Linked DNA regions of Homo sapiens: regions 2, 3, 4, 5, 6 and 7 are each linked to region 1. Evidence: chromatin loops called from intact Hi-C (ENCODE). Cell type or tissue: endothelial cell of umbilical vein. All regions are shown on one strand. Links, peaks and the distances in the headings refer to the core of each region. The heading gives the core; the rest is flanking DNA. Region 1 has its middle 49 kb from the start of CTB-1I21.1. Region 2 has its middle 60 kb from the start of TRPC7. Region 3 has its middle 110 kb from the start of CTB-1I21.1. Region 4 overlaps TRPC7 (transient receptor potential cation channel subfamily C member 7). Region 5 overlaps LOC124901075 (a long non-coding RNA gene). Region 6 holds the start of TRPC7 (transient receptor potential cation channel subfamily C member 7). Region 7 has its middle 36 kb from the start of CTB-1I21.1.

The links. Peaks named below come from ENCODE experiments on the same cell type or tissue, not always from the same donor. Only the 100,000 strongest peaks of a DNase experiment are listed, where the experiment ranks them.
Region 2: it touches region 1 in a loop (6-fold over the local background); 2 of 110 quality-filtered maps call a loop at or near these places.
Region 3: a loop joins it to region 1, with 3 times the contacts of the local background. A loop is called at or near these places in 2 of 110 quality-filtered maps.
Region 4: it touches region 1 in a loop (11-fold over the local background); 17 of 110 quality-filtered maps call a loop at or near these places.
Region 5: a loop joins it to region 1, with 12 times the contacts of the local background. A loop is called at or near these places in 17 of 110 quality-filtered maps.
Region 6: it touches region 1 in a loop (5-fold over the local background); 17 of 110 quality-filtered maps call a loop at or near these places.
Region 7: it touches region 1 in a loop (6-fold over the local background); 5 of 110 quality-filtered maps call a loop at or near these places.

The regions. Positions count from the first base shown.
Region 1 is chr5:136,684,183-136,688,627 of GRCh38, reverse strand. No RefSeq gene overlaps it. Among named protein-coding and RNA genes, the nearest start is that of CTB-1I21.1, 49 kb to the left of the region's middle. RefSeq lists an enhancer at 2,543-3,047. In endothelial cell of umbilical vein, for the core only: a CTCF peak has its summit at 2,190 (motif pointing right); a DNase peak (open chromatin) is centred at 2,247; H3K27ac peaks cover 226 bases.
Region 2 is chr5:136,422,857-136,427,301 of GRCh38, reverse strand. No RefSeq gene overlaps it. Among named protein-coding and RNA genes, the nearest start is that of TRPC7, 60 kb to the right of the region's middle. In endothelial cell of umbilical vein, for the core only: a CTCF peak has its summit at 2,244 (motif pointing right); a DNase peak (open chromatin) is centred at 2,251; H3K27me3 peaks cover 156 bases.
Region 3 is chr5:136,618,407-136,622,851 of GRCh38, reverse strand. No RefSeq gene overlaps it. Among named protein-coding and RNA genes, the nearest start is that of CTB-1I21.1, 110 kb to the left of the region's middle. In endothelial cell of umbilical vein, for the core only: no CTCF peak of the experiment used is centred there; DNase peaks (open chromatin) are centred at 2,571 and 3,081; H3K27ac peaks cover 3,000 bases.
Region 4 is chr5:136,248,143-136,252,587 of GRCh38, reverse strand. It overlaps TRPC7 (transient receptor potential cation channel subfamily C member 7), which reads left to right. Exons shown (of 12, transcript NM_020389.3): 6 at 706-939. All of the region lies in intron 1 of TRPC7-AS2 (TRPC7 antisense RNA 2), which reads right to left. Among named protein-coding and RNA genes, the nearest start is that of TRPC7-AS2, 24 kb to the right of the region's middle. RefSeq lists a silencer at 1,001-1,201 and an enhancer at 884-1,384. In endothelial cell of umbilical vein, for the core only: a CTCF peak has its summit at 2,712 (motif pointing left); a DNase peak (open chromatin) is centred at 2,717; H3K27me3 peaks cover 532 bases.
Region 5 is chr5:136,372,043-136,376,487 of GRCh38, reverse strand. It overlaps LOC124901075 (a long non-coding RNA gene), which reads left to right. Exons shown (of 2, transcript XR_007058948.1): 2 at 1-446. Among named protein-coding and RNA genes, the nearest start is that of TRPC7, 8.7 kb to the right of the region's middle. In endothelial cell of umbilical vein, for the core only: a CTCF peak has its summit at 2,377 (motif pointing left); a DNase peak (open chromatin) is centred at 2,337.
Region 6 is chr5:136,362,096-136,366,540 of GRCh38, reverse strand. TRPC7 (transient receptor potential cation channel subfamily C member 7) reads left to right here and starts at 996. Exons shown (of 12, transcript NM_020389.3): 1 at 996-1,288. The coding sequence starts at 1,287. In endothelial cell of umbilical vein, for the core only: a CTCF peak has its summit at 2,034 (motif pointing left); a DNase peak (open chromatin) is centred at 1,190; H3K27me3 peaks cover 172 bases.
Region 7 is chr5:136,768,420-136,772,864 of GRCh38, reverse strand. No RefSeq gene overlaps it. Among named protein-coding and RNA genes, the nearest start is that of CTB-1I21.1, 36 kb to the right of the region's middle. RefSeq lists an enhancer at 2,566-2,655. In endothelial cell of umbilical vein, for the core only: a CTCF peak has its summit at 2,585 (motif pointing right); a DNase peak (open chromatin) is centred at 2,604; H3K27me3 peaks cover 644 bases.

The DNA.
Region 1 (4,445 bases), core at 305-4,304:
TTTAGTGCTATAAACTTTCCTCTTAACATTGCTTTTGCTACATCCCAGAGATTTTTGGTATGTTGTGTCTTCATTTTTATTTATTTCAAAGAATTTTTTTATTTCTGCCTTAATTTTGTTGTTAATCCAAAGTCATTCCGGAGCACATTGTTTAGTTTCTGTGTAATTGTGTGGTTTTGTGAGATCTTGGTATTGATTTCTATTTTTATTTCGCTGTGATCTGAGAGTATGGTTGGTATGATTTCTACACATTTTAATTTATTGAGTCTTGTTACATGGCCAATCATATGGTCAATCTTGGATTATGTTCCATGTGCAGATGAGAAAATGTATATTCTGTGGTTGATAGCTGGCATATTCTGTAGACATCGGCTAAGTCCAATGGGTTAAGTATATAATTTAAGTCCAGAATTTCTTTGTTGGTTTTCTGCCTTGATGATTTCTCTAACACTGTTAGTGGGGTGTTTATGTCTCCTACTATTACTGTGTGTCTGTGTAAGTCTTTTTATATAACTAGAAGTACTGATCTTATGAATCTGGGTGCATATATATTCAAGGTATTTAAGTCTTCTTGTTGAATTGAACCCTTTATTATTAGTAAGGCCCTTCTTTGTTCTTTTCTACTGTTGCTGGTCTAAAGCCTGTTTTATCTGATATAAGAATAGTGAACCCTGCTCTCTTTTATTTTCCATTTGAGTGGTAGATATTTCTCCAGCCCTTTACTTTGAGCCTATGGGTGTCATTATGTGTGAGATGTCTTCTCTTGAAGACAGCAGATGGATAGATCTTGTTTTTTATTTAACTTGTCACTCTGTACCTCTTTAGTGGGTTATTTAGATCATTTACATTCAAGGTTAATATTAATATGTGATGTTTCCATCCTAGGTGAAGTTGTTAGCTGGTTGGTTTGTAGCTTCTATTGTGTGGTTGTTTTATAGGGTCTGTGGGCTATGTACTTAAGTGTGTTTTTGTGGTAGCAAGTATTGTTTTTTTGTTTCTATGTTTAGACCTCCCTTAAGAATCTCTTGTAAGGCTGGTTCAGTGGTAACAAATTCCCTTAGCACTTGCTTGTCTGAAAATATTCCACTTTTCCTTAGCTTTATAAAGATTAGTTTGGAAGGATATGAAATTCTTGGTCGGAATTTCTTGTCTTCAAGAATGCCAAAAATAGGCCCCTAATCTCTTCTGACTTGTAAGGTATCTATTGAGAAGTTCACTGTTAGCCTGATGGAATTCCCTTTGTACGTGATCTGACCTTTTACTGTAGCTGCTGTTAAGATTTTTTTCTTTAGCATTGACATTGAACAATCAGTTCACTATATGCCCTGTTGATGTTTGTATTGTATAGTATCTCACAGGCATTCTCTGAATTTATTATATCTAGCAAGATAAGGAATATTTTCTTGAATTATATTCTCAAATATGTTTTCCAGGTTGTTTAGTTTTTCTCCTTCTCTCTCAGGAATGCCAATAGTTCTTAGGTTTTGTTGCTTTACATAATTCCATATTTCTTGAAGGCTTTGTTTATTTAACCAATTTTTTTTTCTTTATTTGTGTTTTATTTGGCTAGTTCAAAAGACCAGTCTTTAAACTCTGAGATTCTACCTTCTGCTTGGCCCAGTGTATTGCTAAAACTTTCAATTGTATTTTGAAATTTCCCAAGTGAGTTTTCTAATTCAAGGAGCTCTTACTGATTTCTTTTTAAGATCTCTTCCTTCATTTCCTGTATTGCTTTAGAAGTTTCTTTGTGTTGATTTTCAACCTTGTCTTGGATCTCATTGTGATTCCTGGCAATCCATTCTTTGAATTCTTTATCTGCTATTTCTGAGTTTCCATTTTGGCTAAGGACCATTGTTGGAGAGCTTTGGTGATGTTACTACATTCAGATTTTTTATGGTGCCAGAATTCTTGCACTTCCTCCTTCTCATCTGGAGATGTTGTCACTTTCTAATTTTTGCAATTATTTTGGTGTAGGTAGAATATTTTATTTTTTTCTCTATAATATTATTCTGTTATTTTCTTTTTCCTTTCATCCTTTTCCTAGGGGATATGACTGTAAAGAATTCTGGGTAGGGTCTTTTGGCTTTGCCTCTATAGCCCTATATACTTCTTTTGGCAGATTTTATATTGTGCTATGCAGTTTGACCTACAAGCCAGTAGATGGCACTTATAGGTAAGAGCCAGCTACAGCCAATGTGGCTGGGTATACACTTGATCGTTGTTTACTGGGAGAAGCTTTCTGTTGCCTTGGGCAATGAGCTGATTCATGGAATGCACAGAGGTCTGAGTTTCATGCTCAGCCCTTGGGGAGTGGGATCCAAGTTGGGTGGGGCTGGACTGGGCAGGTCTGCTTATAGATTCCCTGATGACAACCACAAGCACAAGCACTGAGAGGTAATCCAGTGGGCAGCCACCAAGCACCCAGAAGTGTGCCTAGGTGTGGAGATAGGAAATCCCTTCAGACCCAGCTTCTCAGGATGTTTATGGAGGGCAGCCTAAACTCCTAATTCAAGAAAGAGGGTGTTCCACATGCCTGGATGTGGAGCAAAGAGGACTCCCCTGCACCAAGATCACTGCACATGAAGAGTAGAGCAGCTCAGGCTGCTATTCCAGGTGAGTGAGCACTCCAAATGCCTGGAGATCTGCCTGAGCATGGAACAGAGAGGGCCCCCCTGCACCAAGATATCTGCACAAGAAAAATGGGGTAGCTCAAGCTGCCAATCTGGGCAAGCAGATGCTTTGAATGCCTAGAGATCTGCCTAAGCACGGGGTAGAGAGGGCCCAGATGTACCACAATCTATGCATAGGAAAGGTGGGGTAGATCAGGCAGCTGATCCAGGTTAGCAGGTACTCTGAAATCCTGGAGATCTGCATGGGTGTGGAGTGGAGATGGTCTCACTGTACCACAATCTCAGGGAAGTAGACTGGGCACTCAGCAATGACACATGCAGACCAGTCCCAGGTTGCCAAGCTGGCCCTAGCTGCAAGTCTCATCACCCCGGAGAAACCATAGTTGTGGCAGCTCTCCTCTTGTCCCAGGACTGCAATGGAGGAGAGCACAATTCTCATGCCTATTACTGAGGTGCTTTCCACAGTTCTGTCTGTGGAGTCCTTACTCTATTCCAAAGCAGGCACTCCAATCTCTGGCCCAAGATTAAAATGCCTGCATGACCATGGTGCTAGGTCTCCAAAGAATGGCTGATTTGTATGTACCCAGATTAAAAATGGTTTCTTGCTCTTGTTCCTGGATCTGCAAAAATGTCTGCAGCTTTTCCCAGTGTCGTACCCTTACAGCACCTCCAAGTCTCTCCCCAGGTTAGCTTCAGGGTTTGGGAGAAGCAAAGTGCTCTGCCTCAGCTGGGTTGCTTGGATCCCTAGTGGAAAGGTGAGTCACAGAGGGGGACTGTCTGCTTCTCTCACATACTGGAGCTTCACTCACTTTTACCAGCTGGACAAGGTCATAAGGGCTGTTTGCACACATTCTCTTCCCCAGGACCTAGAGTGTCCTTTACAATTTCAGTGGATTCCCATTTTTCTTCTGGAACTCAGGCTCACAGAGTTGATCTTTATACACTCTCTTGCTATTTCCTAGTGGCTGAGGCACACTAAAAGCCTCTAATCTGCCATCTTGGAAAAACAAACAAACTTGATATTCTTTTAATTGGATTGGATTGTATGTATTTTATATTGACAAAAGTGAAAGTTTTACAAGGGCATTCATAGAGTTTTCTGTGACCTTGGTTCTCTTAATTCTATATTTCCTATGGTCTTAAAATGCTCAATAATGCATTTTTCTTCAACCAGGAGAGTTATTACAGAAGAATCTTTGTACACTGAGTGATGCTGAGTTACCCAGGTTGTTTTCCTTCTAAAGTGGTTTCATTCCCACAAGTATCATGCTGTTAGAATCCAGTCAGCACAACATAGAGATGTGCTTTCATTTTTCTCTTCGAAGCCTTTGGATCAACAGCTGCCTTCAGAAGAGATCTCTTGGGTGCATTGTTAGGAACTCAATCTTGTCTTCTAATCATTTGACTTGCTCTATTTCCTCATTTCATTACTCTCTTTTGTCTTCGTGTCAGTATCCTAACATTTCTACCCTTCCCCCTCTCCCAACACATGCACACAACTCTTGTCTGTTTTCATTTCACAACAGCCATCTCGACAGAGCACTCTGCCACCATTAGCCTTTTCATTTCCCACCTTTCTGCCTCATCTATTCATGTCCTCAGCTAGCCTTCTTTGTCTGGATTCTTTAATGCCAAGCCACCAAGCATCATTGAAGAAAGTTCTGCAACAAGGGGGCATGTCAGTATGTTAAAGTGATTAAGTTCACGAGCTTGGGCATCCAACTGATATGACTTCAGTTCAAAGGTGAATATTTTTTAGTTTTGTGACCTTGGGCAAGTCATTTAACCTGTTCGAGTTTTAGTTTCTTCATCTCT
Region 2 (4,445 bases), core at 118-4,117, 260 kb after region 1:
TGAATCTATAAGTGCATCAGTAGAAATTTCAATTTAAAAAAAAAAATGATAGTGTGTTCTTGGGGGGAAAAAAATCCCTACACTGTCTTCCTCACTGTAATCTCAACCACCACATCAGGGGGACACAGGAGTATATATTTTATATGTAGAAATTAAAATTATGACAAAAGGCACACTTCTGTCTGTGCATAATATATCATGGACCAGGCAAAGTGACTGAAGCAAAGGATATTCTGACAGGCGCTTGAGGGGGAAAGGCCGGCAATCAGCCTCTCAAGGGCCTGTGAGAATATCCTTTGCTTTGGTCTCTTTGCCTGGTCCATGTGTTTTTTTGGGTTTTGTTTTTGTTTTTTGTTTTGTTTTGTTTCGTTTTTTAGCTCAGAATGTTGGTGTTGTCAGTGTGCTAAGAACTGAGCAGCATGTAAAGGTGGACAAACAGGAGCCCAGTTCACAGTATCGACAGATGAACACATTTGTCATGTGTTCATGACAGCACAACCTAGTCACTAAGAACAGGGGTTTTATTAAAAGGCAACCTTTAGATTCTAATCTTTCTACTGCCACTTACTACCTGTGTGGCTTTGGGCAATTTTCTAAACCTCTCTGGGCCTCTATTTCCTCATCTGTAATAATTAGACTATTACTGTATCACCTTATTTGAAAGAAGAAATGTCGGGAGTCTTCATGATAAGCATGGCAATTAACAAGTATGTTGATATTGACTACTCTCAAAACTTTTTGAAGATAATAGTTAAGGAACAAAGGATGTATTACATGCAAGCCCAAAGAAAACAGAGTAGGCAAAAGGGGAGAGTGGCATCAACAAGATTTTTGGAATATCGAAAATTGCTGAAGTAACAAAGTAACAGACCAGACTGAACAGAGGAAGTTGAAACCTAAAAATGTCTACCCAGACTTTCTTGTAAAATCCAAGTATAAAAGAATTAAAAGGTATTTTGGCAATCAAGGTTCTCTCTTTAAAATGGGACCTAAGACTCAAAGAACAGCAACTTGCTCAGGGAGACATGGCAGCAAGAAGCAGAGCTGGAACGAGACCAGATTAGATCATGACATGCCAGAGAGAAGCAGCAGCATGTGCAAAAATATGGGTGCAAAGTGTGACCAGTCATGCTGCAAACTGCAAGTCACTTCATTTGGCTGGAGTAGCAAGGGCATGAAAAATACGAAGAGGAAAGGGGCCTGACTGTACTGTGGACACCTGTTACACACTGTTTAACCATTACTAGAACCCAACCAACAACCAGCTCTGGAGTCTTTCTGGGGGAGCCTGAGCAAGATACTGCAACCCACTGAGCCGTCTTCCTGGTCTGGCTGCTGATGACCTAACTCAAATCCTAATGCTTTGCCATTAGGTATTTCTTCTTCCTTGATATGATATCTAAGCAGGAATGTCCGGTGCACTGACCAAAGTCAGGATCTTCTGTTTTTCCTAGTCTGGGGCTATAGAAGTCTGCAGGAAGATTACTGAGATGGGAAGAAATGAAGAGGGAAGAAAGGAACTAGATGGAGCACTTCAGCATCTCCACAGCCAAATAACCTTGGCAGACTGTTTGATTTTTCCAGAAAGTATCTGCAAAGGCAGAGACGCACTGCAGAAGACAGCGACATGAAGGAGGCCACTTTTGATATCTTGAAACTAGTGGAGGTTCAGAATGAATTTGCTGCTCCTCTGGCCCCAGGTGACAGAGCTGTTGGAAGCCTGAACGGAGTTCAGCAAATTAATCTTGCATATTTTATGGGTCCTGAATGCTGCATTCCTGATGTTGATTACCGACTCCACCAGTGAAGGGGGGATTTGTTTTATGGTGATTTCAATTACAGATAACTGTTATACCCAGAATCACACAGCAGCTGCTTGTAAACCAGAACTTGATATGAACGCAGGCTGTCGAAGGCCAAGGACTGCCCAGAACATGCTTTTAATTTAAAGCTGATGAGAAATAGCTGTTTCTAGAGAAAGAAGTTCTGTTCTTTTCATGTTTTGTGTGCTTTGAATTCAGTATAACACAGAAATGAAATATGACAGCATTCATGCTTAATGCGCCTTTCTGGTTTTCTACTGGGGATAACCGGGATTTTAATATTGTTATCTGGTGGGCAGAGAGAAATGACCTAGCAATCCTGACACCCCCAACTTGGATTCTCTGCGTTATAGAATAGGTTCCTGGCTTCATGCAAGGGACTCGGGAGGATGCCTATGCATGACACCTAGAAACACCAGGGGGCGCTGCAGGGTGGCAAAGGGCCTTCAGGCATGCAGGCTGTCTAGGCAATGAAGGCCTTTTTCCTTGTCATGCTTGGCGACTGAAAGACAGCCTTCCTCTGCTTAAGCCACCAATGTGTGCATAGCCAAGGGCAGCAGGCTAAGCATCTCCATTTGAGAGACCAAGTCTCAGGCAAGTGGTAGCCCCATCGCAGAGGCCTAGAGCATCACAACTGCAAAGGAGCAGGCGTTTAGTATAACCCGGCATTTCACTGAGGGGAAACTGAGGTCGTGGGGGCAGGTCAAGGTAACAGGAAATTGGAATCTCACCTTGGACTAAAATCAGACTTCAGTGCTAATTTCAGAAACCCATTATTTTCATTTTCTTACTGATTCCTCATACCAGAGTCTGAAAAGGCAAAATGTTTGAACCTTTCATCTCTTACATTTTCCATCAAATCATCTTGAAGAATGCCACACTGTTGGGTTCTCTTTTCTGTTTTAAAAACCTGGTGGTCAGCCCTGTAGGTATCCCGCCCCAGGAACAATGGTTTACAGTAAAGGAGAATGACAGACTCAGCCCTGTCACCCTCCAGTGCCAGTGTGTGTAAGTGTACAGAACAAATTTATTTCCCTGTGTCTACACTTGCATAGGTTTGACCCTGTGCACATAAGTCCTAACCCCTCCCAGCCTTTTTCTTTCTGGTCCAAAGAGTACTCCCTGCATTTTCCATTCCACAGGCCTGGCATGAATCCCACACACTAATATAATTAATTTTAATTTTTATAAAGAAAAACAACGTATTGTTGAGATTTGTGGGGATCCCCATGGAAACCAGGAATCCATATCCTCACCAACCCATGACACACATCAAAGTAACTATTTTTATACCTAAATGATTAGCATTTAAGCCCTGTTTATAGAAATCTCTCTAGCAAATTCCCAGTAATTGCTCCAGGCTCTTCCTCTCAGACCTCCTTGTCTGGCCAGACACAGCTGCTGCTTCTTCCTAGTCTGGCTGCTGATGACCACATCATCCCAGCTTTGGGATGAGGACATTTTGCTTTTCAATTTCTCATTGCACAGATTTAGGGAAGCATACATCTTCCCAAAAGGCAACTCCATTCTCCTGGAGCTGGCCATTGCAAAGGCCCATGGGCTCTGCCTCACACAGAGTGTGTAGAGAGGCTGGTCCTTGTGCACCTCCCAGCCTGTCCCCGATGGCGGGACCTGACTCATCGCCTCCACCAGGATGCTCCAGACATCTTCATGCACATTGTCTCCCAAGCCCCTCTGCACTCTTGGCCCCAGATTAGGAACATAGTCCTTCTATACCCTCTATCCAATGCCAGCAACCCTCCTGCTCTAGAATTAACTTCTTCTCAGGTTGACAATGGAAACCTCTACTTCCTCAGGAAGCCACCCGCAAGTGCACCCTGGAAAAAAAAGTCATAAAACCCAACAGTATCTGGCTTTTTACTACAATAAATAACAGCCCAAAGCTGGGTATGGTGGCTCACGCCTATAATCCCAGCAATTTGGGAGGCCAAGGCAGGCTGATGACCTGAGCTCAGGAGTTCAAGACCAGCCTGGGCAACATGGTGAAACCTGTTTCTACAAAAAATACAAAAAATTAACTGGGCGTGGTGGTGCACACCTGTAGTCCAGCTACTTAGGAGGTTGAGGTGGGAGGATGGTTTGAGCTTGGACGGCAGAAGTTGCAGTGAGCAGAGATCGTGCGTACCACTGCACTCCAGCCTAGGTGACAGAGCCAGATCCTGTCTCAAAAAAATAAATAAATAAAATAACAGCCCAAGAACTATAACAATGGTCCAATCTACCCTGCCTAAGCTTGACCCTGGTCCTGTTCATAGTCTTTCCTCACCGGAAAGAGATGAGTTCAGACAGGTGCCCCTCTCGCCCTCATCTGGTCCTAGCTCCCTTCTTCTGTCAGCAGATGCCAGAGTGAGAAGACACATGTGTTTTCTAACACTGGGCATGGGCAGGTCAAACACAGAGGTAAGAACAAAACAGAATGAAACTGAACAAGCTCCAGCTCAGAGAGGACACACTGCCAGCATTACCAGCTGTCTTTTCAGAACAGAACACTCAGAATCTCAGTTTGTAGGACTTCCATTTTGTTGTTTGGTACATGTGGGAGCTTCCCCAAGAAAAATGAGGTGGTTTTTAATTACCCAACATCTGCATGACTGGAAGCCC
Region 3 (4,445 bases), core at 294-4,293, 66 kb after region 1:
CCACCTCAAGCCCCACTTGCCTGCCCTAAAGGCTGAGAGTATCAAGTCAAGTCTTGGGGCATACTGATAAGTAACCATCTATTTAAGGTATATGAAACAGTTAAGTCCATCTGACCCATTAGAGTTGTTATTTTGATTTTAACTGTTTATTTGGTAACACACTTGTGATTTTAATTTGAAATGTCTAGATAATTTGATTGATTGTATTTGTAAACACTGTTGATTTAATAATCTGATCAGTTACATCCCAAAGTTGAGATTAATTAGTTTTGAAAGTAGTCTTTAAGTGCCTAAGAAAATCATGTTAGAATTGTAGGTCTGCCTACAGCTATGCCCTGAGAGAATTAGATTCATTGCATTTGTGACTGTAATTTGAAACATCTAAGGATATATTAATTAAGAAAATTATGTTAAATGTTATAGATAATTTAATCTATTAAATTCATTATTAACTATTAATCAAATTATATTAATCAAATAACAAGTTAAACATTTTTTAATGTATGTCAAAAATAGCTAGATTATAAGTAAAAGTACATAATTCACCAACTGAGATTAATGCTTAAGAAAAGCAAGTTTTTTCATAATTTTAGTATTAATTAAAATATAAGTAATAGTAAATACCCCATTGAATGTGTAAAAGCCATTCGCATACAACATAAAACTCAGCAGACAACCTGAAGACAAGAACATGATCAGGCGGAACACATAATACCAAAATTGATTTTATCTAGAAGGTGACGAAGGATTTTCCCAGGGGAGGTGAATTTGGCCTGGATTTGAAGATTAGGAGGAAACCAGGTCCAGTGAGAGGAAGGGAGAAGAATGTTTCAAGTACTGAAAAAGGAAGAGGAGGAGGAAAAGGAGGAGAAGAAGGGAAGAAGGAAGAGGAGAAGGACAAAGAGCCAAGGACATGTGTAAACGCCCTCAGGTAGCCTTAGGCATTGGGGAATATAAAAAAAGTCAACAAGTCTAGAGCACAGAGAATAAAGGAGAGCAGAGAGCTCGGGCCCCAAGTGTGTTCTCACTTCCTTTAGTTTTCTGCATAGGAGTCTTTTCTTTAGAGAGGCTTCCTCCACCTCCTTTCTAAATTTACTCTGCTGGTTACTCCTCAACTCCTTATGCTGCTTAACATTTATTCATCATATTTATCACCCCCAAAAAGAAACTTCTTTTTTGTATATGTTTGAATTGTTGATCTTTCCCACTAGAATAAATATTTTGTGGCTCCACAAGAGCAGGAATATTGTTTTTTTTGTTTACCACTGTATCCACGGTGCTTTGAACAGTGTTTGCAGTCAATAAATATTTCTTAAATGAATGAATCAATCAATTAATCCATGAATTAACACAAGAAGGACCTCGAGGACCGTGTTAAAGATTTTAGTCTTCAAACTAAAAGCAGACAGGAGGCATGGCCAATTTGCATTTTGCAAATGTTTGACTAACTGCATAGTGGAGACAAATGACAAATGATCACCACTTAGACTAAAATTGTGGCAGTGGAAAGAGATGTGCACAGATTTGGAAGGTGAGAGAGCTTGTTGATAGATTGAATATGCAGATGTAAAGGAGAAGAAGGTCATTTGGTTCATAGGTTTTGGGCTTATGAAACTGGATGGATGGGGATCCTAATCCCTGAGACAGAGGACATTGGAAAGGGACTAAATCCATATTTTGGAGAGGATGAGATCAAGGTACCTAGAAGCATCTATGTAGAGATGTCATATAAGTAGTCAGATCTAGAAGCTAGGCTAATGATTTATATTAATGAGTTATCATGTATAGATAACAATTGAACCCATGAGTATCAATAAGAAAACCTAGGCAGAAAACATAGAGTTAAAAGAGTACATAATGAAAAGTAGAAGTGACTGTGATTAAATTTTGATAAATACTAATATTTAATGACCTAAAGAGGCAGTGGATGGAGATACTGGAGGAACATAAGGGAGATGTCATGTCACATAAGCCAAAATAGAGTGTGATTCAAGAGGGGAGTGAACAGTCAACATGAAGATATGTGACCAAGAGGTCAAATAATAGGGAGCTGAAAGGTGGATTTAGAAAAGTGGTCATCTTAGCGGGCATTATATTGCTAGCTTGATATGATTGTAATCCACTTCAGAGTGGGTTGAGGAGTAAGTAAGAAGTAAGTAAATGGAGACAGGAAGTAAAGGCAGCTCTTATAAAAGAAATAGGTTGTAAAGAGAAGATAAGTGTCTCAGGGGGTAGATGTAGTGTCAGAAGAGAGATTTTTGGGAGACTTGATTTTGCTCTTTTGTTTGTTTTTAATATAGAGGAACTTGAGCATGTTTAGATGCTTATGGGAAGGACCTGGTTCCAAAGAAAGATTGATGGGAGAAAGACAAGGACAATCTATAGTCCATGTGAAGTCCCTGAGAAAAACTAAGTGGGCATGAGAAAAGGAGAAAAGGAGAAAAAATGAGGACAGGTGTAAATAGGTCTGTAGATTTAGCATTTGGAAATGGAGGGCATTTCCCACATGATGACTTCACTTTTCTCTGAGTCACAAGTTGGGTCAATTACTGAGAGATAGTAGAAAAGAAGATAAAGTGGCCAAGATCAGTTAGAGGAGAGGAAGTCTGAAATAATAGTTGTTATTAGTCAGCAACTCTAGTCAACAGTTTTAGATGATGATAAGAAACAGACAGGAAGTGTGGGGTAGAATAACTTAGACACTGAAGATGAAGAGGTCAAGGAGCTGAGCGGCCAGATTACAGGATGAAATGTCCATGTGACTGTTGAAGTCAATGGGTGATGGCAGAGGAAAAGCATTTGAGGAGCAAAAAGTGGAGAGTCTGAATGTCATAGGGCTCAAAGAAGATTTTTGCTTGTTTGGTGTTTTTTTGCCAAGAGGCTGAGAGTGGTTTGGAAATGACAATAGAAAACCAGAAGGGGGTATACTCCAGTAGCTGACCCTGAAGTATCCGCTTGGAGAGAGAATTACCTACCTCTTAAAAGGGCTGCGGGAGAAGTAGGCTGTGAAGAAGGAGCCCAGGTTTGAGTCAAAGAAGGCCAAAAAGCTTTTGTTTATCCAGTTGTCATATTTTCTCTACTTAGCTTACTGTTACATATGAGGAAACTAAAGCTCTGGAAACAGGAGTTAAATCTCACTGTTCTGGTATTTCCTTTGAAATATTACTAATCTACCACTTCCATGTAGCATTAAAAGGCAAATCAATCTGCCCCGTGTTCATACAAAATATTTTTTCCATGCATGTTTTATGCCTCCTAATTGAAAGAATCAAACCAGCATTGGCACATCTAGCACCAAATGTAATGAATAATCTCATATGAAATTTAGAAATGTTTGCATATATTTGACATTCTTGAATCTCTGTGACAGGTATAATTTCTTTTTCAAAAAAATAATTTTTGGTACTATGCTTGAGGTGAAGAAGTAATCTGTGTACCAAACCCCGGCAACACACATTTTCCTATGTAACAAACTTGCATATGTACCCCTGAAACGAAAATAAAAGTTAAAAAATACTTTGGGGAAATAGTGAAGTGTAAAACTTTATGAATAAAAAGTATGATTTCTTAACAACATGAAAAAATAGACCCCAATCAGGTCTTTCTCTCAAATGGAGATATATGTAAGATGAAGCAGACCTCTTCTTTATCAAGCAAATTTGATGACATAAGTAGAAAGTTCCAAAGGACTTATGGCATTGAGATTTGACTTGTAAGCTCTATTTCTCCAAGAGTAGGGAAACTCACAAATACCTGTAATTTCAATATCACAACAACTTTGATTCTAACTGAAGAATTTCTTACTAAATATAGGTCCTCCTTTCTTGTCATTTCCATATTTTATCTTCTTTAAGGAGACAAAGAATTCTGAAGTCTATATTTAGTATTAATTTTTTGGAAACTTAGCAGCACTGGGGAGAGGAGCTTTTATAAATGGGATATGAACTTTGAACACAAAATAAAATTTCCTTTGGTGTCATTATGCAGCACCGATCTAAGCAGACTTAAATTCATATAGAGTTATTGAGTATTTTGTACCTTTTTTTCATCAAATCCTGTGTATTAGGAATCCAAAGGGAATGAGGAGGTATAGTTAAGCATGCTACATAAAAAGCTACTTTGTACATAAGGAGTACTTCTTTATCTTTCATATAACTCACAGTATACTCTAAAAGACTCCTCTCCTATCATTGGGCATCGGGTCCAAATAACATAATCAGCGTCACAGTGAAGACCGTGAATGTCTGCATCATGCCTGGCTAAAATCCTGGCCCTTCCCCTGACCTTGAGGTGCACTTGAGCAAATTCTCTGAACACTCAAAGCTCCTTTTTTTATCTACAGAAGAATGCAGCCGTGATGGTCACCTCAGAGGGCTGTTGGAGAGGTAGGTGCTGTGCAGTGTCTGCCACAAATATAATGCAGAGAAGGGTTTCCATTACAGTTA
Region 4 (4,445 bases), core at 221-4,220, 440 kb after region 1:
TGGTCCCTGGTGCCAAAAGGGCTGCTGGCTTAGAGGAAGGCTGGGGAAACTAGTAACATTTTGTTTATATACTTCTATATTGTTTAGTATGTAACAATGAGGACATATATCTTTAAAATCCAATAAGTTATGAAAGAGTAAGAAAAAATCTAATAACCCTAAATTAATGCTCATGACACAGAAATACAGAAGCATTCTAATCTGGGATTTAAAAACAAAACAAAACAAAACAAAAAACTGGGTTCTATGTCCAAAAAAAACCATAGTTCTAGGTTCTTGGGGCATTTCTGTAGAATTTGGGGCATGGAGTGGGGGGACCTTCAGAAAGCCCTTTACAATTCCTGGACCTCAGTTTCCCTATATTTAATTTAGGACTAATTGATTCTTTAAGTTCTTAAAGTTCTTAAAGTGTATAAATGTCAGCAACTGTATTTCTCCTATATTCCCTCCAAGAATCTATCAACGAATGAAAACTCTCTCCTCACTTGCAGAGACAGTGTGTTCGTAAGCACAAGGCCAAGTCTCTGAGTCTCCTGGGTCTAAATCTGCCTTTGAAAACACGTTTCTGTCTGCCTCTGGCTATCGACGGTCCCAGCTCCAAAGAGCTGATATTTACATTTGTACTCTGGTTCCCTCCATGACCTCATGCGGTCACAAATGCCAAGAGAAACGAAAAGTGAGCCTGGCCTTCTCCTTCTCCCACAGGAATGATTTGGTCCGAATGCAAGGAAATCTGGGAGGAGGGGCCACGGGAGTACGTGCTGCACTTGTGGAACCTGCTAGATTTCGGGATGCTGTCCATCTTCGTGGCCTCCTTCACAGCACGCTTCATGGCCTTCCTGAAGGCCACGGAGGCACAGCTGTACGTGGACCAGCACGTGCAGGACGACACGCTGCACAATGTCTCGCTTCCGCCGGAAGTGGCATACTTCACCTACGGTGAGTCGGAGAGTGCTTCCCCTACTCCATTTTGGCGCTTCCGGGACGTGGGCCTGGTGCTTCACTGTGGCTGGTGAACTTGTAACGCTATTTGTAATCAAGTGGCCCATGATTTGTAACACAGCCGACTTTGGCAGTTCCACTGTCAGTGCAGAGCATCCTTTCCACCTCAAAAAAACCCTTGGTCCTGGAAGTGTAGCCAGCAGAATAGAACGTGGAATTAGTGACTTTGAGAAATGAATCTTTTTGTGTTAAGGGTGAATTTGTTTCTGAAAGGCCCTTGGGAACATTTCTGTAGTTTGTTTGTTTTTAAGAAACGTCTTGTTTCTGATGTGCATCCAGGAGCGCTAAAGGGATATGTATATGCGGAAGAATTTTCCTTCTATATTGGATCCCTGTGTTTTGTGCAAAAATAAATCCTGCTTTCCTAGTTATTGCTTGGTGGCAAGATACATTCTTAGAAGATACCTTAATTACCTTAATTCTTGCAAAATGCAAAGGCTTACAGTTTGATGTAGTAGATTGAGACTTTAGGAATACTAATAATAGTTATAACATATGTTTATTGAGAACCTACTATGTGCCAGGAATTGTGTAGACATTTTATACACACAATTCTAATTCTTGCAAATAGCCCGGCAAAAAAGGGTCCTTCTTTTGTCCCTATTTTAAACATGAAGAATCAGGTTTTTATAGCAGGGCTTATAATGTTTCCAGAAAATACAGGATTGCCTTGTATAGCAGGGAATCCTGGCCTGACATGATTTGAAAATCATGCTGAATAGCATAGTGGTTATGTCCCCAAGCTTTGGAGTAGAAGAGACCTGGATTCAAATCCTAGTTCGGTAGTTTACTGTGAGATCTTGTTTACTTAACTTTTCTGAGCTCTTTTTTCTCATATGTAAAACAGAGATAATAATACCTACATCAAAAAGTTTGTTTTGAGGGCTGAATAAAATAGTGTATGTGAAGCGCTTTGCACTCTGCTGTGAAAATAGTAAATGCTCACTTAATGGTAGCAGCTATTATCTGCTTACTTATTTTAAAATAAGTTATGTCTTACTACTACCTTTTGGGTCATTTTCTTGTTCAAACACTGTAATTTCTGTACTGAAACAGAAAGATGTTGAAAGTTGAAGGAACAGTAGATACTTGTTAACAGTAAAAAGCAGCTGGACACTTAGTAGGCAATTGCTAATGGTAGCTACAACATCTTGAAGGGATTGAGTGTTGAATGTCCCTGTTACATGAAGCCAGATGGCTCCGGGACCACAGAATCTTTATGGTAAGATACAACAATGATTCTGTGGTCAGGTACAACAATGATCTGCAGAGGGTTGTTCGCTTAACGCAAAAGTTGAGTAACTGCCCGTTTTCAGTGTAGATTATGTTACATGTAAATGTGGTAGGGAAATCTCCATTGAGAAATGGAGAGTCTTGTAGTATTACAAGTCATCCACCCACCCACCCTCTGCCATTTTGGGGTTTGGCAAATTCAGACTTTCTTAAAGCAAAATAGCTTGGATATTATCCTCTGTCTTGTTAGGGTTCATCAAGGAAGGAAGAGAGAATATTGATGCTGCATTATGTACTTTTCTTAATGCCAGGATTCAGGCTGCAGTATTGTCCACTTCTGACTTCTGTTGCTTTATGGGTTGTATTAAGGTCTCACCCAACCCAAAGCATAGTACGTTATTGCTCTTGTATTTGCGGTTCACGCTGTGCCCTTGGAAATCCTTTGGATTTCTGGCTTAACTTGTGCTCCAGTTACAGGGCAGGAGAGCCCTCTTGTGGCCAGCTGGACGGTGGCTCCTTCCAACCTCTACAGCACCAAATGCGCAGATAACAATTTTTCAGGTTGTGATAGGGCAATTTTTCTCTTGGAAATAGCTCTAAGGAGAAAACCCCTTTGTCCAAATCATCACAGTGCTGTTCATTCTACACTCATCACAACTCTTTACAAGTCAGTTGAAATATAATATTTTTCAATATAAGTCCTGACCTAGTCACCAGGATCTGACAACAGCTAAATCTATCTGAGTAGATTATAAGAGTGTCTTGTTATTGTGACTGAGGTTTAAGATGGTGAGCTAGAGGCCGCAGAAAAAAAGAATTCCTTTTTGCCTTCTGTTTAACGGGAGAAGTTATGTCTTATTTTATCTTATCCAAATATTTATCCATAGAAGATGACAGATATATTGGAAAACATGTAATTTATTCTGCTTACTAGTCTTTCATGGTTTTTTGAGGTATGACCTTGATGAGAACATAGAATCTGTAATGTTATTATATTTCCAAATGCAATTTAGAATCACTCCATGAAACTTTGTGGCCTGGCTTCCTTTACTAAAGGTTTCTTACTGCTCTCTATTATTATAATTATTTAACAGAGTCTAGTTTTGAAAATAAAGAATAAAAGCCTTCCTCTTCAATCTCCCTTGGAATGCCACGAATTGCTATGTAATATCCTTGCTATCTGCATTTACCGGTCTCTGAAAAGGACCCCATACCCTAAATCCAATCTTAAAAATGGCAATAATGATATCTACTCTACAGGGCTGTTGTGAAAATTACAGCTAATGTAAGTGTAAGTGCTAATTTAGGTTTCTCAATGCTTCTCAATTAATATTTCACTCAGCATTTCTCAATAGGGACACTATTAGCTTTTCCAGCAGGGCAGTTTTCATTGTACAGATCTGTCTGGAGCATTGCAGGACATTAGCATCCCAGTAGTACTCCTATTCAGTCACTTTGACAACCAGAGACACCGCCACACATCCTCCATGAGAGAAGTGCTGCCCTCACTTGAGAATCACTGACATGTAATAGACAGCTGATTCGTGATAGGTGCTGCTCCTTGTACCATTAGAACTGCAATAGGAACACTTTGCAGGTTTGCTCTGCAGCAGAAATACCCATAGGAGAGCTCAGGCCCTTGTGGTCACAGTGACCACAAGCAGAGCCTTCCCAGCTCAGGATCAGTCCTAGGACCCTTGCCTACCTGGAACAGGGCTGTCGTGGCAAACCTGCCTGACTGGTCACCACTTTGGGGCCTTAGCTTAATCAAGGAGCAATATCCCAGCACACAGTACCTGAGGAACAAAACCCAAGAGTATTTTTTCAGGCAAGATCCTTTAGATTCCTGGTCCCCATGTGAGCTTATTTGTTCTGACCTGTGTCTGGTCTAAACTTGTGGTTAAAAGTCTATTCAGTCATTTGACAAACACTTATCTGTACCTGCTGTGTGCCAGACCCTGTGCTGAGCACTTTACATGTATGATTTCATTTCATCCTCTCCACAGTCCTGTGAAATGGATATTATCCATAATTTAGAGAGGAGGAAAATAAAGCTCAAAAGGTTAGTTAGTTGTCTCTCAGAGTCATGTGGCCAGTAGGTGGATGGGCCACATTCAGCCTCAGGGATGTCTGACTCCCAAGTCCATGCTCTTGCCCATCTTATTCCTCGCGCTGCCTCCCCAGTGAGTGGGACAGCTCCTGAGCATGGA
Region 5 (4,445 bases), core at 248-4,247, 310 kb after region 1:
ATCTGTATAATCTCTTAGAAAATCAAGGGTTCAAAATCAAACACCTTGCTAGTTTGCGATTCAGTGATTCAAGAATGAATTCTGCAGTTGGAGGACTCTCTAGGCCCTTCAGTGTTCCACTTACTTTTTCTGCTCTTATTCCCTCTCTTCTTCTACACGCCAGCGTCCTCTTCTGCACTGGATGGTATCATGATTTTCAGGAAGGAGAGTCAAAAAGGGAAACAAGTCAGCTCAAGCAAAAACATCCTGGCACACGGGAGGACGAAGTAAATAATGATAGTATGTGGGACACCATTAGTCATTGTCATTCTGCATGCTCCAGCACCAATAAAACCATCTTAACCAAACACCCTTGGATAATTGGTTCCCATGACTAATACATAGCCACTGATCCAGAGCCTAAGGAGTGTGAATGACAAACAATAAACCTGCTTGGGATAACGTGATTGATTGTAATTCCATTTGAAATAAATGTAACAAACAGCAATGAGCCATCTAGTTAACCATGCAGCACAACTTAATTGTTAAGGTTGTTCATTTCATTACACAGTGTCCTTTCCCAGAAAAAGAAAAAAACAAAATCTGCTCCTTGGATGAGGAATCATTGTTCTTTACCTGGTCAGAGGATTTCCACTGATCACTTGGCTTGTTTTGTTTTACTCCAGCTTCTAGAAAACATGGAGGCTGTCTATAGCCTGTAGGTAGGACTAAGAAAATATGGGTTGGCTTAAATCAAGCAATTTTATGTCCCTCTCCCTATTATTGATCTATTCTTTTTCACCCATTTCCAATTTGTTTTGTATTTTCTACATTCCTATAAGACCATCTGCTGCAGGTTGAGTAATCTGGAAACAGATGCAGAGATGGATTTTATAGTTCAAGTTGTTTATTTGTAATTATCACTGAGGAAGAGAAAAGGGAGGAAGTGGGATTGGGCAGCAGAAGAAGGCAGGCCTGATCAAAATTTTGTCAACCTAACAGGGCACTGTGAAGTAACCATTGATCATTAAGAGTGCCTATGTCAAGCCAAAATGCCCAGCATACACACCCTTCACTCAGTCACCGACACAGGCTGTCTCAGCAAGAATGTGACCTCAGGCAAGGTGAGTCTCTGAGCTGAGGTAGGATCTGAAGTTGCTGAACTATGGAGATGATCTGCGATGCAATTACCTCCACTGAGCAGCAGGTCCTTCCTCGCGGGGGAAGCTGGGAGGTACATCAGAGTCTACCACAGTCCCCTTCTTTTAGGCTTAGAACCATGTTTCTATATGGGATGGAAGATCAGATCCTCCAGATGTCTGGCGAGCCTCTCATCCTGAAGGGAGACTTAGAAGAGAGACGTTGGTGAGATAAACAGTAGTGCCCAAAGCTGGAGTGGGTCTCAGGGTTCCACCTAATACTCATTATCTCCTTTCTTCCCTAGGCATTTTAAGTTCCATTAACCCTCAGCTTCCACTTCTACTGGCCTGGCTGCCTTCTTGTTAGTCTGACTCAGACCTTCAGCCCTAAGGACCTGAGTCACTGGCCACCATCCTCCTTGGCTGCAGTCACTCGGCCAATCAATTTACAGTCAAAATTGGGAAAGGGAGTACTAAGTTAGGACCAAGTGGATGGGTTAAGTTCTACACAAATTCCTCTCTGCCTCTATTGTGCAATAACACCACCTCCTCTTAATGATTGGAGTCAATTACCCTGCCAAGATAGTGACTTCTTCTTGCTTTTGGTCCCTGTAAACAAGGAGATCAAAGTACCCAAGTGAAAACTAAAGCTTGTAATTCAATGGGACTTTTGCTATGTCCTCTTGGGAAAGTGTTATCCTCTTTGAAGACCAGGACTGTTAATCTAGCAGAACCCAGAATTACAGGGAAAGAAATCACAACGACCCTCAATGGGTCATTGAGAGTGATAGTAAGTGAGACCACTACTGTTTTCACTCCTTAATTCCTGTGTCCATGTAGTCTTCCTTCAGGGACACAGCACCATATAAAGATCATTTATTTGATCCAAATACTGAATTTTACATAATGGCAATCTGTCTGTGTAGAGTATTACCTCTGAACCTCCAATGCTCTATCAGGCTAGTAGTTTCTGAGCAGAGTATATGATATGACCAGTGAATTATCTGGTTACAGACTCACTCATGAACTTCCTTTGCTATAAAGTGCATCCCTTGGTCTGGTGCAAAGTTATGCAGGATCCCATGCCAGTGAATCAAATACTCGATAAACTTTTGGATACTAGTGCTGGCTGAGGTCATCTGTACAGGAAAGGGAAACTCATACTCAGAATGCATGTCCATTCCTGTGAGATACGTGAAATTAACCACTAACCCTTGCAGGACGAAATGAGCCCAGCGTTGTAAACCTGCCATCTAGAGGCCAGTTGTTCTTCCTGAGTGAGTAATGGTGTCATATTAACATTGGTCTCTGTTGCTGACATATTAAATATTCAGCAGCGACCATAGCTAGATAAGCCTTTGTAAGTGGGAGTCCAGGTTATTTGAGCCATGCAAATCCTTCATCATTGCTGCTGTCATTTATGTATCCATTTGGCCAGCACTGGTGTGGCTGATGACAGGCCGGCTGATGTTGGCTGGGTAGGTCACTTTGTCTAATCGGTTGTGTCACTTCCGTGACATATGCTATCTGGTGGGCACTAATATGTGATACAAAGATCATCACAATTTCTATCCATTCACGTATGTCTATCCACATGCCTCTACTTCACTTTCTAGTCACCAGTGTTCCATTCTTTCTCCCTCCAGGTTCATGACCAGGTGGGCAGGCCATTCATCACTGTCCATGAGTTTGTATGAATTTAACCTCAAGTTAGCTCTCCTTCTATGAAAGGAAATAAGCAGGTCCATCTCTCTGCCTTGGGAGTTTTTCCTGGTCTTTCGAAGCCATCTCTGAATGAGATTGATTGAATGAGATTTGAATACCTGCCATTCATTTTGACTTGTACCCAAATACTAAGCCAACCTATCTATACGCCAAACTCAGGGTTTTTGTACTCCTTTACCTGGTGTAGTAAATTCTCCACATAGCCATAGATATGAGCTGAGGAAGGTATGCTGGTGCCACAGTGGTGGGTGCCACGTGGACTGGAGCCTCCTGTTCATGCTCAAGCTTGCTTGGGTTTTCTGGTCTACCCAGCCCTCAGTCCTAGATATACCACTTTCATTTTATAACTAATTGTGCCTGGGCTTAGCTGACCTTATAACATAGTGTATCTGACAGGACCCAGCTCATAATGGACAGTTCTAGACATATAGTCACTTGGTTTCTCATGGTCAGGTGATCCATCTCTACTTGGATCCAGTAGTATGCCAGAAGTTGTTGCAAATGGTGCATAATTCTCCACTTCAAATGGATGGCTGTGCTCCAGAACCTCAAGGCCCACATGTGATTCTCGCACTAGTACTTGATGAAACTATGACTGACATCTTTGCCTACCACTGACAATCCTTTGGGGAGTGACTGAAGAAAGTATTACCATGTAAAGAACCTAGGGTTCTTTCTCCTAGGAATTGGTCTATCTCTTCAATCCGTTCCAGGTTTGAAAACAAGATCAGATCCACAAACTGGCAAGGAATGATGACTTTTCTAATAGACTATATTTTTAGAGCAATTTTGGGGTCACAGTGAAGTTTAACAGAAAATACAGAGAGCTCCCACATACCCCCAATCCCCACACATATAGTCTCCTCCTGTTATAAACACCACACACTGGAGCGGTACATTTGTTACAATCACTGAATCTACACTGAAAAATCATTACCACCCAAAGTCCATAGTTTACATTAGAGTTTATATTAAGTTGTTGTACACTCTACAGGTTTTGACAAATGTGTAATGCTGTGTATCCATTCTTTTTTTTTTTTAATTTTCTTTGAGATGGAGTCTCGTTCTGTTGCCCAGGCTGGAGTGCAATGGCATGACCTGGGCTCATTGCAACCTCTGCCTCCCGGGTTCAAGCGATTCTCCTGCCTCAGCCTCCCGAATATCTGGGATTACAGGCACGTGCCACCGTGTGCAGCTAATTTTTGTATTTTTAGTAGAGACTGGGTTTCGCCATGTTGGTCAGGATGGTCTCAATCTCCTGACCTCATGATCTGCCCACCTCAGCTTCCCAAAGTGCTGGGATTAAAGGTGTGAGCCACTGCGCCTGACCTGTATCTACTTTTAATTATAGTATCATATAGAGCAGTTTTACTGCCCTAAAAATCCTCTGTGATGTTCCTATTAATTTCTCCCTTCCCCTAACTGCTAGCAACCACTGATATTTTTACTATCTGCATAGCTCTCCCCTTTCCAGAATGTCATATAGTTGGAATCATACAGTATACAGCCTTTTCAGATTGGCCTTTTCATTTAGTAATACATATTTATGGTGTGGAATTACAACTTTTTATCAGAATGACATCCTCAGCCTGCCAGTCATCC
Region 6 (4,445 bases), core at 141-4,140, 320 kb after region 1:
TAAGTGAATCAAAATCCCAAGGTCTTTTCCCACATATCATGTTATCTTCAGAGAAAATACTAGTAGCATATTAACAAACCAATGCAATCTCATTTGGATGTAAAACTAGAATGGTCATGTGTACAATACATTATAAGCAACTCCTTAGCCCTAAGTATTGCAAGTGCACACAGCAACAGTTTTACAGAGTGTCAGTTATTAAGCTGTGAGTTGATTTCAGAAAATAACCACTCTGATTTATTGGTAAGTAACCCAGGTAGATTGTAGAAGCAACTGTGGTTTTTCATACACAGGCAATATTTCAGTTAAGACGGTTTCTTTCCAATGATGTCATTAAAGTACCTCAGTGTTTAAGAATCATAGACCATTTGGTTACATAGCAATTGGTGAGCGTGGGAACTGTTGGGGAAATGGTATTTTGGATTGAGAATTTCGTTTCAAAAAATGGAAAGTTGCAAATGAAAGCTAACCCTTTTAGTCTTGTTACTAATGTGAGACTTGTTCTACACCACTGACCTCTTCCTGATCCTAGATAATGCTAAAAGATCATGAACCAAAATAGTAAAGTTGGAAGATACATCACTCACAGAAGACAAAGTGTGGTGTGGTGATGAGACTTACGGAAGAAAACTACTTCTATCGCTCTTTAGGCTTCTCTGGTTTTAGTTTTCTTCTTAACCCCCTCCCTCTGTAAACACACAGACACAACAGGTAGGAAACCAGCTCATTCCTCATTCCTCATTCCTCATTTGTTTAAACCAATGAATATTCTGCCTCAGAAGTCAGAACATGCTGCCTTATATAACGAGGTGTGTGTGTGTGTGTGTGTGTGTGTGTGTGTGTGTGTGTGTGTGATGTACTATTCTGGGGCAGAGGAAAGGGCAGGTAGAAATCCTGAGGAGCTATGGCAGGAAGAAAGAGTTGCTACCTCCCTTTCAAGCTACGTCGGGGAGAGGGGGTGGGGACTATACCAACCCATCACCACGCCGCATGCCACTCTCACACAGATGCTTCTCCGTCATGTTCTCTGGGAAATTTCCCCCCGATTAGGAAAAGGACGGTAACACGGTTCTGCCTCGGAAGGCGAGTTTTTACCACTGCAACACAAAGAACAGAGGAGCGCGCTTTCACATCGTTGCAACTTAACTCACTTGACCAGCTCTATACTTCAGCACCACGGAGAGCGGTACATCCTTGGCTACCACCCATGGGGAGCCAGCTTCTGGCGACTCAACACCGGATTCCGGTCATCTAGAGGAGGAACAAGCCTGCGTATTACACCCTCAATGTAAGCAGCTATGATGGTTCTTTCATATTGATTTTTTTTTCCAGTAGAGGTTGTGTTCTCGCTAAAATATGTAATTGAACTTTCATTTATCAGCCTTCTTCCTCTAGTGCACTGCTTAGATTTTTAGATGGATCTGAGATCTTTCTTATTTGTTGAGTTGGTAGAAGAAATTTTTTTTTTCTTTTATAGAATGTCTAAGTTTTCAAAGCCATTTAGAAACGGACAACTCATGTCGGTAGCCTATTCCTTTTGTGCTAGAGTAATATAGTTTTATTCCTAGATGAGTGTATAGGTGTTGTCTCTTCTTTCCCTTCACTACTGACAGCTTTCTAATGTATTTATGTGGTTGTATTTATCATAATATAAATATAGGGGTGAGAGAAGGGAGAGGGTTATATTCTAATAAGTAGCCACTGTTAAAGAACTACAGGTGGCAAGAAAGAGATTGTCATTTTTCTTTTCTTCTTGTTGAAAATATGGTCTGAGCTATGTATCTCCTTTAGACATCCATTTCAAAATAACAAATATGCTCCTAATGAAAGAGGTGTAATCTAGGCAGAGCTTTGAAACTCTCATAATCTCCCCTTTAAGTTTGAAGTTGTAAATTCATTTACCTATGATTGAGTAGACACAACCAAAATGCTATTGCTATTAATTATAATTTAGAGGCGTAATGGATTCAGGGTAGACTCAGAAAAGGCAATAATGATTGACCCTGTCTGGTGGCACTCAGTGAATTTTTGCCTCAGAATGCCACCTGCTGGTGGGTCTTATTTCTGAAGCACCGAGTACACATCAAATTTATGAATGAATTCACATTAAATCCAGAATATTCATTATGGATGTGATGCAAACCCAATCTCCAAGATCTTTTTAACAATGACATTGATTCAATTATTTAAAAGCTTACCAAACTTCTATGTCACAATTACCCTTTCATAAATATTTATTTCCAAAAACACTTGCTCCTAAACTTAGGTGCATGTAGACTAGATAACTCCTTTAGGCAGTAATTAACCCAGAAAAAAATCAGAACTATGTGGAGCCTCATTGAGGCTAATTGCAGAATGCATGCGGTATCTTGGATGAGAGCTACCAGGAGCTCTTGCTTAGTAAAGGCAATCAACATTTCCCTCCATATAAATATTAAGCATGTTACTTTTTTTCAGTATTGTCATTTCATAATATAAGGGCCTCTCTTTCTTTCTCAGTAGTAGATGTTTATTTCAGACTCTTATCATAGAGGTCAGTGAAATCATCAAAAGGTTACACATATCTATTTTATTTCAAGAAAAATCTTTTTTAAAAATAAAGCTATCAAAACTTGTTTCAGCTCCACCTGGAGCTATACACAATGAGATATAGACATCCAGTTTCATAACTTCCAACTTCCAAATAGGAAAATAAGGATTTTAAAAGTAAAAAGAAAAATAGAAGCACATACAAAGCACTAGTTATATTTGGATAGGTGGTACCTAGGACAGTTTGAAAAAACTGAGGATAACTTCTTCTCTAAATGATGTTACTTGGTAGAAAATAAATTACTAATAGAAACACTTATTAACATTCAGGAACACTAGATAATATTTTTATTCCAAGATGCAATGGAAAAACCATCCCACATTAGTAGAATTATTTGGAAAGTATATCTTAATATAAAACATTTTAATGAGTAAAAGAAGGATACTTTGCTTGTTTCCTGTAGGATTTAACTGGTGAAATGTATGAACTCGTGTATACCTTGGGGTAGTTAGGTATATATCTTTTTTTTCTTTTATTTAAAGTATATATGTTGTACAAGCAAATTATTATCAGTAGCTTAGATGGGAACTTAAATGCCTTAAACCCACAATTAATATATTTGTAATAAGTTAAATAGAGCTAATAATATCCAATTTCACTAGAGCACTTACAAGGCAATGATAAATAGTTTACGTTCACTATCTCACCTCAATTTCAACAGAAAAAGGAAGGTGATACTTAGAAATAAGTTGGATGCCTTGGGAAATATGTAAAAATTTTCAGGAGTAGTGTGAAGAAGTGAGAATGTCTCAATTTTCTGCTCAGTCACCAAGGGACATCATATGCCCTCTGATATTAGCTGCTTCATCTAGCAACTTATGGGCCATAATTTATAGTGGAGCTAATTAGAAACTGATTTTACTTAGGAATTCATACCTTATTTTAAATGTTGCCAGTCATAAGTAGGAAATAACAGTCATAGAATTATATGGCTCCTGCATTTTGTGAGAAGGAAGATGCTGGTAAACACCAACAGCTCCAGTGTACTGATCTTCTTAAATGATCAACCCAGATTCAAATATTTAGGAATGAATTAAGTTGATTGACCAAGCACCATATGCAAGGCATCAGGAGTACAGGGCACCAGGTGCATATGCCATATACACGAGTATTCCCTACCCTCAAGGATCTTGAACTCTAATGGAAAAAGTTATAGCCTAAAGAAACTCAGAAAAACAAAAAACAAAACAAAACAAAAAAACAGAAAGACAAAAAGAAGATGGCTGGCAGTGGCATACTAGCCAAAAGCACAAACTTTCAAAGCAGACAGACTAGATCCTTAATAGTGAGTCCACCACTGACACATTGTGTAGCTTCGGAAAAGTGGTTAATTAATTTGACCATCACTTCATCATCTGTTAAATGGGAATGACAATAGCACCTAAACCATGTAATAGTTTGTGAGAACTTAAAATGATAATGCATGTTCTCAAATGTGTCATGTTCGCTATACATTTCTAATCATTTTTGCTTAATGATTTATGTACTTACCTCCTTTTTTATATGTTTATATTTACAATTCATTCATCATTACATTGCCATTTGTCTTTACAGGCTGGCTTTATTGTGTTGAGTATCTATAATGTTAAATTTCTCTTTATATCTTATTTGAAAAATAAATGAATAAATAAATATAAATGACAATGTACATAAATTACTCAGCATGGTGGCTGGCACATGGTTAATGTGAAACAAATGTTAGTCACTATGATTAAATAGTCATTCAGGAAAATAGCTAACCTTATCAGAAGATAATTTATTTAAAACAGTAATTTATGTAAAGCACTTAGGACAGTGTCTACATGGTAAATGTGTAATATATGTTAAATATAACTATTGTATAGTCATTTAGAAA
Region 7 (4,445 bases), core at 185-4,184, 84 kb before region 1:
TGTGTGCCCTTGGAGCAGCAGACAAGGCAAGTGTGTCTGCTTCTTGATCTTGAAATGCTAAAATCAAACCTCCAGGGATGCACATTTCAGATGCTTGTGGTTCGGGCAAAATAGAGAGTAGGATTGGGCTGCACAGCTGGGCTCATGGCTGGTGGCTCAGACTCCAGCACTTGTGGGCTGTCAGAGTCCCTAGAGCCTCCCACAGTGGTGCTGTCCTTGTGTGATGGATTAGCCCCCTGGGGCCTCTTTCAAGGCTTAACAGTGCAGTGCCCACCTCTGTGCCCTGCTCCACAAGAGCCAGACATGAGGGAGAGGATCTGGCTCAGAGCTGGTTACTGCTAAAGCTAAGATGCATCAGCATCACCAGCCCAGTTCACCCCCAAATGCAAGATGATACACATCCCTGTTGCCATTGAACTTGGGTTGATTTTGAGTAAATTATTGATTAGCCATCCAACTTCTAGAATAATCATTTTCAAAGCTTCCGAGTCATCTGGTAACTTGTTAAAAATACAGATTTTCAGGCCATACCCCAGACCTTTTAAATCAGAAATTCTTGAAGGTGAGGCCTTTGATAGAATACTTCAGGGGAGTATTATATCAAACAGTGATTATGGGCAGAGGGGAGGGAATCAGCCTCACTGGATTACAAACCCTTGGGCAAGTTACCTAAGCTTCCAGAGCCTCCATTTTCTCATCTGTCAAATGGAAGCATGAGAATTGTGGCCTCGCTGGGTGGTTATGGTGCTCATTTGGAATGGAGCAGTGAAGTCCTTAGCACCTAAATCCCAATAAACATGAGCCCTTGTTCTGATCCTTTGTGGAATCTGCCTTTGTGCTTCTCTTGCGCTTCTGTTACTTTTTATCCTATAATCTATACTCAGGTAGTGAGAATCATTGCCATCCCACCTTGGGATGTGTGTCTTGCCTTCCTACATCATTCCTGTTGCTGGGAGCTGTTTCTTCCACCCAGACAATCCCTCTAGTTGGAGAGAGGTTGTCCCCCACACATTTTCATCGCTAAGGAAAAGGGTTCTCAGGAGAAATGGCAGGGAAGTCCTTTAACAAAACATGTCTGTATCACCCCTTCACCCATTCTGGCTCCCCAGACCATGGCTTTAGATTTAGGGGCACTCATGCAATCTCAAGGATATTTGTTCCTAGCTGTGCCCCATCCCAGAACCTGAGCATGGAGATATTCAAGGGCAGCAGTGACAAAACTAACAAATCAACCACATCTGCTAATGAGGGGCGGGAACTGTGCCTGGTGGTCGGGGTCCTTGGAGTGTGTGTGCTTCTGACTTCCTGTGACAAGGCATGGGTAGGGCACTTAGGTGAGAATGAACTTGGGCTGGGAGACAGCAGGACAGTTTTTGTGGGAAAACTCTCAGTCTCCACACTTTAATGGAAGGAGGTGACACAAAACAGTATCACTGTGGAGTCGTGAAAGGGTCTAGGTTACCAAACACACTGGTGTTTGAATTTTAAATCTTAGCCTAGCCACCTACTAGATAATGAGTCATGGGGCATATTATTTCTTGGAGATTTTATTTTCTCTTCCATAAAATAGAAATAATACCTCCAGCTTCCTGGGGTTAATATGATGATTAAATTAAATAAAGCATATGAAAGCACGTCTACAGATTATACCCCCACACTAATGTAAACTGTGATTTTTGGGAAGAACACAGATGTGGAATCACAGATGGGCTTGAAGTTCTGCTTGGCTTCTTCCTACCTATGTGACCTTATGCTTAACCTCTTTGAGCCCTGGCCTTTCCATTTGTGAAAAAGGGAACAGGCCTCCCACAGGAGCCCGCGTGGTGCTTAAATAAGATAGCAGGTGATTCGACACCTGCATGGATCAGATATACGGCAGGGGCTTAGTGAGTGCCAGAGCCTCCTCTTCTCCACAGATAGACGGGATCCTTCAAAGGGCTGGGGTGGGCCCGCTGGCTCCCTAGGTGGCTCCGCTGTGCTTGTTACTTCTGGAGCCTGTTGTGTCCACTCAACCCCATGCTTGGGTGTCAGATTCATCTTTTTTGAGAGCTTTGGTATTTAAAGGAAAAAGCCCCTTTCAAGGTGCTCCATAACTTGGGAGGAGTTGGCTGGGGTCTCTCTTGCTCTCTTCATTGGAAGAGAAGCGACTTCTCTTCTGGGATCTTGGCTCCAGCCATGCATACTGCTTCATTTCCTTCCTCTCTGACTCCTTGCAGGTCTTTCCTCATCCAGTCTTTACCCATGTCATCCCTCCTTCCTGGAGTCCTTCCCCAACCTCTCCACATACCACAATGTACTCCATGCTTAAAGGCATGCTATGGCTTCAGTCTTTTTGAGCCTTTCCTTCTCTGCTGCGACTTTATCTCTCCCTGAAAGCATATATTATCTTATTTGATTTCAGTGTTCCATTGAGGGTGTGCCCTCATCTCCTGAGGAGATTATACTTTTTTTAGGACAGGCACTGTGTCCCTTGCAGGTCTAGTGAGGGTGCCAGGTGAATAGTAGGAAAGCAGTGTCTATTTACCATGTTGAAGGAAAACGAAATATGTCAGCTCAGCGAGCAGTGAGCCTAGACAGCCACTTGGGGGCGATGAAGGACCAGACTGTGAGTGGGCTGGAGCATCTGAATGAGGAGCCCAGGCCAGAGACTTAGGGAGCAGGGGCTGTTGCATCACAGTCAGAGAAAGGTTCTCCGAGGAGGGTCAGAGGGCCGAAAACCCAGCAGAGGAAATGGCCCAGAGCCAGGCCCCCTCAAACGTCCCACGCTTGTTAATATGCCTCCAGTCATCCCAGAAGGGCCCGGGGCTGCCTCTGGAGTGCCCAGAAATCTGAGAGCCGAGGAGTTCTTCCAAGGGAGCATGTCCCCTCTGTACCAGACACAGTGCTGATGTAGGGGGTTCCTGACCTTCAGGGCAGCCGGATTAACCCTGGCACAGACCAGGATCATGGTTGGAGGATGGGGGGAGATCATACTTTCTGTGGCCTCAAGAAGCCAAGAAAAATACCCCAGAGCGGAGAAATCCACAGATCCCACCACACTGTGCTCTGAAAGCTGCTGCTAACAAGCCTTAGCTTCTTAGCAGCCAGTGCCAATCAATTTGGGGAAATTTGCCAGATGGGCTTTATCCTGGCTGGTGCTCCCAGCCTAGCTCTGCTGCCCCACCATGGGCCCCCGCTCCTTGCTCTGAGCTGACAAGAACTACCTCCTTCCCTTGGTGATGTGCGATTGTCACCCTCCTTGGTCTCACCCACACAGCCTCAGGGACACCTCCCAGGTTCAGGCAGGAGTAGCTCTAGGGTGCATAGGGGTTTCATTATTTTTCAGCAGCCATATTTCCTTTAGGCCTTGGCCTTCGTGGGACTTGTGGGAGGGTTTACCTCTGCCCTGTGTTCAAGGTGAAGGTTGTTGAGGTCATGGTTTGTTGGAGGGAAGCTTTGGCCGCAGTTGCAGAGGTAAAGCAGTGGTTGGTGGGGTGAGAACATGTGGTGCGCTGGCCTGGGTGGCCCAGTGGGATTTCTTTCCCCTGGTGTCTGGATGAACGTCCTGGGGAAGCACCCTTTGCATGACAGCTGCAGTTAATTCTGATTTATGGCCTCTGAGCCTCCCACCACCACCTGGAGAAGGAGCTGTCAAAATGGCTTTGTGGCAGACGTTGCTGGTATTTTTATACTGGTGCTCCCTGCCCTGGTCCTGGTGTGGCCTGTGCACCCTCTGTCTGCTAGCTCTGTGGAGAGAAGGCCAGCTCATCCTGGCCCTGCCTGGCTTGGCCCACTTAACCCAGGTCTGGCTGGCTATGCCCTCTCCCTCCTGCCCAGCTCATCTTCCCTTGACTGGCCTTGCTGACGCCCTCCCTGACAGATCCTATCCCTGCCCCTGCCCTGTCCCTTGGCTGCTAGGTGTTCCTTTGGTCCTCTCTGCACTTGCTCTTTCTCACCTGTGACTAATCTTTAGTGACATATCCTTCTCATTCTGGCCGTGAGCCCCTGGAGTATAAAACCGTGGTTGCTAGTCTCTGTTAAATCAATTTAATAAATGTTAACTGAGCATCCTCCATGTGCCAGGCGCTAGCTAGGTGCCAGCAATGCTCATGGAGCTAGACTAGCAGAGAAACACACAACACAAAGGTCACGGGTAGTGACAAATGCTACAAAAAAGCAAACAGTGCATGCGATTGAGATCTACTTTCAACACATCAGAGGTAAGTGGCAGTCATATTGAAACCTGAAAAAAGAAGGTGCCCAAGGGTGAGAGTCCTGTCTGTCTCTCAGACGGCTGCACCCCACTGCCCATGTAGACAGGAAGAGCATCTAGCTGAGGGTACAGCAAGTGCAAAGGCCAGGAGGTAAAACTAGCTTACATTTCTAGAAACTGATGAATGAGCAGTGTGAATTCAGTGGTTGATAGGAGATGAAATACTGCCAAATTTCACATGTCCAAGCTGAAC